Regions from separate parts of the Homo sapiens genome. Here region 2 is linked to region 1. The links are chromatin loops, found by intact Hi-C in ENCODE. Cell type or tissue: K562. All regions are shown on one strand. Links, peaks and the distances in the headings refer to the core of each region. The heading gives the core; the rest is flanking DNA. Region 1 overlaps LOC124902181 (a long non-coding RNA gene). Region 2 has its middle 7.8 kb from the start of ALDH1A1.

Region 1 (2,923 bases), core at 223-2,722:
TGCTACTGATTAGTTGTTTGACCTGTTGGAAATTATGTAACCTCTCCAAGTCTCAATTATTTGTAAGACAAGGAGGTTGCATAACATGATTCTAAAATTTCTTCCTGTGCTGTAAACCTGAGCTGTCCAATATGGCAGCCACTAGCCATATGTGACTATTGAGCACATGCAACATGGCTGGAAATGGAGATGTAAAATATACGCTGGATTTGGAAGACTCCATAGGAAAAAGCTAATGTAAAATGTATCATTAATATCTTTTCATTGTGCTTACATGTTAAAAAAATACTATTTTGAATATATTTGGCTAAGTAAAATATATTACTAATACTAATTGACCTGTTTCTTTTTTAATGTGGTCACTAGGAAAGTTAAGATGCCATGTGGCTTGCATTTGTCGTGTGCATTTCATCTCTATTGGGCAGTGTTGTTCTAAGAATTCTCTGAGTTTATGAAATAAGTTTTAGTGAGAGTTCCAATTAAATCATACCCAGATCTAGAATTCAGATCTTCTGGGAAATTTCTGATAAGTAGATAGTGTTGGTGGCTCCCCCTCCATCTGACTGCAGCAGTTGATTTGCATGGCTATGCAGAGATGTAGCCTTTGAGGAAGTAGGAGAAGGGAAGGGGAATGGATGAGATTAGAGTACAGTGGGGACAGATAGAGACTGCAGCCAGAATCCAGTGGAGCTGTTCATGGAGTGGGGATTCTGAGACGGTGGAGTACATGTAGCGCACTTTTGGTTCTCGGGAAATAAAGCCCTGCAAGTCCACCTGCGAATGGGGTAGAAAAACACTGTGATACTACCATCAGCTGTCTGTTTGGGGAGCACTGGTGATAGCCCACTTCAAAGGAGTCTGCTAAACTCATGACAGGCACAGCAGGCACTTCTCAGGTATTGGCTTGAAGGAGTGAAATAAGAGAACAGAGCAGGCCACACAGTGAGACAGCCTGAATAGATCAATTCATAAACTATGGACTCTCAGACATAATCAGATGAGATTTTGCATAGTACCAATGTCTAGGACTCAAAATGTGGGTGCGATAACATTTGGGATCTTAATGTTGATAAGGCCAGTGAGATCAAGGAAAGTTTTTATTTTACTTTTTTAGCAAAGCAACATAAAGGTCTTTAAAAATAAAAGTTGTTTGAGAGCAATGACACACCAGGTTTTCTGTGTTGTTTCAAACAGCAGGCAGTGTGCTCATGGTGTCTTGCCTAGGTCGTCTGGGTGAGGTTATGGGGTACAGTGAAGATGGAGAAGTATTGACAGATATGCACGTTGCCACTTCTGTGTTGCCTCCTCTGTCGGTTTATAGCCAATAAAATGTAGACAACATTCACTATCTTTAGGGGGCATCCAATGCTCAGTTCTAGCTAATTATTGCAGACGCAGGGCTCCCAGATCTTCTGGTGTCTAAAGAGAAGCTGGAAACCTTGATTTTTATGTCACATACTATAATATTTAAATGTTAGTAATTAGCACAAATTAATACGCGCGCGCGCACATACACACACACACACACACACACACACACACCATCTGTTGGCAGGATGCTGTCCCAGGGCCATCAGTGTACACTGTGATATTTCTAATATTAGAAACCCTATAAATAAGCAGCCCTTATTTGCACATTCTGGAACAATTTTTCAAAGCTTTCCTAGTCTTCTTCTTCTTTAAATAATGCAGGGTTTTTTTGCGGGCTCACTAAGACATGCTTTTCCTGCACAAAGAACCTGAGACATGAGCTTGGCTCAGATATGCTACCACAAGGTGGAGCTCAAACGTTTTTCTTTTTTGTCGAGTTTTACATGAAGTTAATGCTGATTAATGCAATAACTGAAACTATGATTCTATGACAGCTTAGTTTATCTCCTGCTGAGATTGCTTATGTGCTTTGGTTTTGTTCAGAATTATTAGCTGTAAAAACAAACAGCAAACAAACACCGCACACCCTGAAAACATAACAGCCTACCCGTCTAATTTTTATTTTATTTTTATTGTATAGATTTAGGTTAATTTACATTTTACCATGACATATGCTGAAGGCAGAGTTAAAGGAGTAAGAAAAATATAGAGTTTGGAACTCTTGGGATCCTATAGGCTTACAATTCAAATTTTAAATTTAAAATAGAAAATAAACCGAAAAGAAAACATAATTCTCTAAGACAAGAAACATGTTTCCGTTTAGGTAAAAGGAAAACCGATGATTTGTCCCTATGGGCTGAGGTACTTAAAGAATCTCTCTCTGCCTTAGGGCCTAGTCCTTCCTTAGGTTTCCAGCTTTATTTCCTGCCATTCACTTGGAATTTCCCTGAACCTCACTTTCCAAGTACATGAGTCCATACAACATGCCCTGTTCTGAGATGTGGCTTTGCCTTGTTTGTTTGTTGTTTCATTTCCCAGCTGCTTCTGTTGTCTGGAAGGTGCTTTGTTGGCTGCATCCAGACTATTGGAGTTTTTCCTTTTTGTTTCTGTTTTAAAATAACAACTCTTGTTTCAAGGCTCAGCTGAAATCTAAAGCCCTTCAAGAAGTCTTTCCAGTTCTTCTAAGTCAGCTTCAATAATCTACTCTTCCATGATCATGATAGTACTGACTTAGGCTTTCTGGGCTACAGGACTGCTCTGAATACCTGACATGCCCATTCTCTGAGTTCCCACGAAGAGCATTCTTGTTTTACAGCTAAGACCCCTGAAGAGCAGAGAGACTGATGCAGCTGAGCCTCTGCAGCTGGCACTGGAGTGAGACTCATCTCAGTCCTGAGTCTGTGCTCTTATCTGCTAAGCTATGGCATCTCCCTGAATTGTTACACCACATGCTTCATGGTCTTATCTTGCCATTTTTAACTTTTTATTATTATTATTATCATCACAGTGGCTTATTTATCTATTTACTCCATTAGAGTTTGAGCTGTTCAAG
Region 2 (2,923 bases), core at 124-2,623, 100 kb after region 1:
CAGTGCTTTGCTGCTTAGAAATTTTTTCCTGCCAGATTCTAAGTCATTACACTTAAGTTTAAACTTCCATAAATCCCTACAGCATGGACACAATGCAGCCAGGTTCTTTGCTAGGGCATAACAAAGGTAACCTTTGCTCCAGTTTCCAATAAATTCCTTATTTCCATCTGAGACCTCATCAGCCTGGTCTTCACTGTCCATATTTCTATCAGCGTTTTGGTCACAATCACTTAACCAGTTTCCAAGAGGTTCCAAACTTTCTCTCATCTTTCTGTCCTCTTCCGAGTACCCCCTCCCCAACAAACTCTTCGAATGTCTTCCTGTTACCCAGTTCCAAAGCTGCTCACATTTTCAAGTATCTTTATAGAAATGCCTCACTCCTTGGTACTAATTTTTGATGTTAATGCATTTTATGTTGCTTTAAAGAAATACCTGAGACTAGATAAGTTATAATTTTCTTTTAAAGAGGTTTATTTGGCTGACAATTCTGCAGGCTGAACAAGCATGGCACCAGCGTCTGCTCTGCTTCTGTTGAAGCCTCAGAAAGCTTTTACTCATCGCAGAAGCAAAGGAGCAAGTATGTTATATGGTGAGAGAGGAAGAAAGAGTTACATTTTAAAAACCTTCCAGTTTTGGTTGCATTATAAATCTTTATTATATTGCAAACGTATTATGCAATAAATAACGATTTCTGTGAAAGCTTTTGCTTTTTAAAGTAATTATTATATTTGGAGAATATAAAACTTTTGGTTTGCATTTGCTTGCTTGAATTTGTTTTCACATTTTAAAGTTATACATACATATCCAGATCTATGACCACAATCCAAATTTATCTTCCAGGCCCTGGCTTTGCATTTCAACTGCTGGTCAGATAACTAAGCTAAATGCCACACCTCATCATGTTGCTGGGTTTGCAAACCTGAGAGCCAGCATATTTGTTTTATGTGGACTGTGCAATACTGTACAAATTAGAAACATTTTAAACCCCAGATTTTAACTTCTTAAACTGTCAGAAGACCTGAAGAATAGTTTTAGCCTCTCTGCTACACATTAAAATCACCTGGGGAATTCAAAACAAACAAACAAAAAATAAAAGATTCTGACTCTGTAGGAGTAGTTTGAGCCCAAGTGCGTTTAAAGTGCCTTAGGTAATTCTAATGTGTGGTCAGCTGTCAGAATCATTGGAGCAGCTCTGGGTTCCATTTCCTCATAATGCAACCATGAAGCTGAGTAGTAAAGGTTCTCAAAGTTGGAGCAACAACTACATCCACTGGCAATCTTTTAGAAATGCAGTGTCTGACCCCATCTTAGACCTACTGAATCAGAAACTCTCGGGTGGGGCTCAGCAATTTGTGGTGTAACAAGCCCTCCAGGTGATTCTGATTCATGCTCAACTTTGAGAATAACTGCACTCCAACATAGACCTCGATCTATCTCTATTATTTATTCTAGTCGCCTTTCACTTAGGTTACTACCTAGTCCTTTATTTTATATTTTAAGACCACTAAAGGAACACATTATCATTTTTGCAACATAATCTTTTTCTTGAATTTCCTGTCTCTGATTAGGACAAAACAACACCAACCGAACTTCAGGCATTGGCAGTTTCTTGACTTTTTTTTTTTCTGTTAAAATATTAATTTTATTTAATGAAACAAATTAACACTTTCAAATTTCCAGTGTCCTTATATTTTAGATTTAGGTTTTAAAGAGCATACAGCTGGACTGCTTTTTATCCAACCTGTCTTTATTTAACGTTTATGTTTAATATGTATTTAATGTGTATATATATTTACTCCTTTATTTATATCTATTGTAATTACTGATGTACTTGTGCTTTCTCTTTGTCTTTAGATCAGTTAGGATTAAATTTGGCTGCCTCTGATGCAAAACCCAAAATAAATATTCAAGATGGAAATGGATTCTTCTCTCACATAAACAGATTGTAAGCAGGTTGTCCATGGCAGCCATGGTGTCAGAATGGAAAGACAGAGGCTGCTTCCAGCTCACTGCTCTAACATCCCTAAGGTATGGCTCTTTGCCTCCTGATAAGAGAAGACTGCTAGAACTCCAACCATTACATTTAAATTCCAGGACTCAGAGGAAAGTGACAAAGCTCTAGGGTCCATCTACATTTTGAGGAGGTTTCCCTGAAGCTTGGAGCTCATTGACCTTAGCTTAGTCTCATGTCCATACCTAGCTATAAGGGTAAATAAAGATTGTAAGCTTTCTCTAGGTAGCCTGGTTCATAGTTAAAAATCAGTGCTTGTAAGGGTTAATATCCAGAATCTACAAAGAACTTAAATTTACCTGAACAACCCCATCAAAAAGTGGGAGAAGAATATGAACAGACACTTCTCCAAAGAAGACATTTATGTGGCCAAGAAACATATGAAAGAAAGCTCATCATCACTGGTCATTAGAGAAATGCAAATCAAAACCACAATCAGATATCATCTCATGCCAATTAGAATGCAGATCATTAAAAAGTCAGGAAACAACAGATGCTGGAGAGGATGTGGAGAAACAGGAATGCTTTTACACTGTTGGTGGGAGCGTAAATTAGTTCAACCATTGTGGAAGACAGTGTGGCAATTCCTCGAGGATCTAGAACTAGAAATACCATTTGGCCCAGCCATCCCATTGCTGGGTATATACCCAAAGGATTATAAATCATGCTGCTATAAAGACACATTCACACGTATGTTTATTGCAGCACTATTCACAATAGCAAAGACTTAGAACCAATCCAAATGCCAATCAGTGATAGACTGGATAAAGAAAACGTGGCATGTATACACCATGGAATACTATGCAGCCATAAAAAAGGATGAGTTTGTGTCCTTTGCAGGGACAGGGATGAAGCTGGAAACCATCATTCTCAGCACTCTAACACAGGAACAGAAAACCAAACACTGCATGT

The links. A loop is a pair of places that touch in the nucleus more often than their neighbours do. Peaks named below come from ENCODE experiments on the same cell type or tissue, not always from the same donor. Only the 100,000 strongest peaks of a DNase experiment are listed, where the experiment ranks them.
Region 2: a loop joins it to region 1, with 3 times the contacts of the local background. A loop is called at or near these places in 3 of 110 quality-filtered maps.

What each region holds. Positions count from the first base shown.
Region 1 is chr9:72,855,469-72,858,391 of GRCh38, forward strand. LOC124902181 (a long non-coding RNA gene) reads right to left here. Exons shown (of 2, transcript XR_007061578.1): 2 at 1,984-2,923. Among named protein-coding and RNA genes, the nearest start is that of LINC01474, 17 kb to the right of the region's middle. RefSeq lists an enhancer at 2,568-2,923. In K562, for the core only: a CTCF peak has its summit at 1,758 (motif pointing right); a DNase peak (open chromatin) is centred at 1,773.
Region 2 is chr9:72,959,364-72,962,286 of GRCh38, forward strand. No RefSeq gene overlaps it. Among named protein-coding and RNA genes, the nearest start is that of ALDH1A1, 7.8 kb to the left of the region's middle. In K562, for the core only: a CTCF peak has its summit at 1,250; no DNase peak of the experiment used is centred there.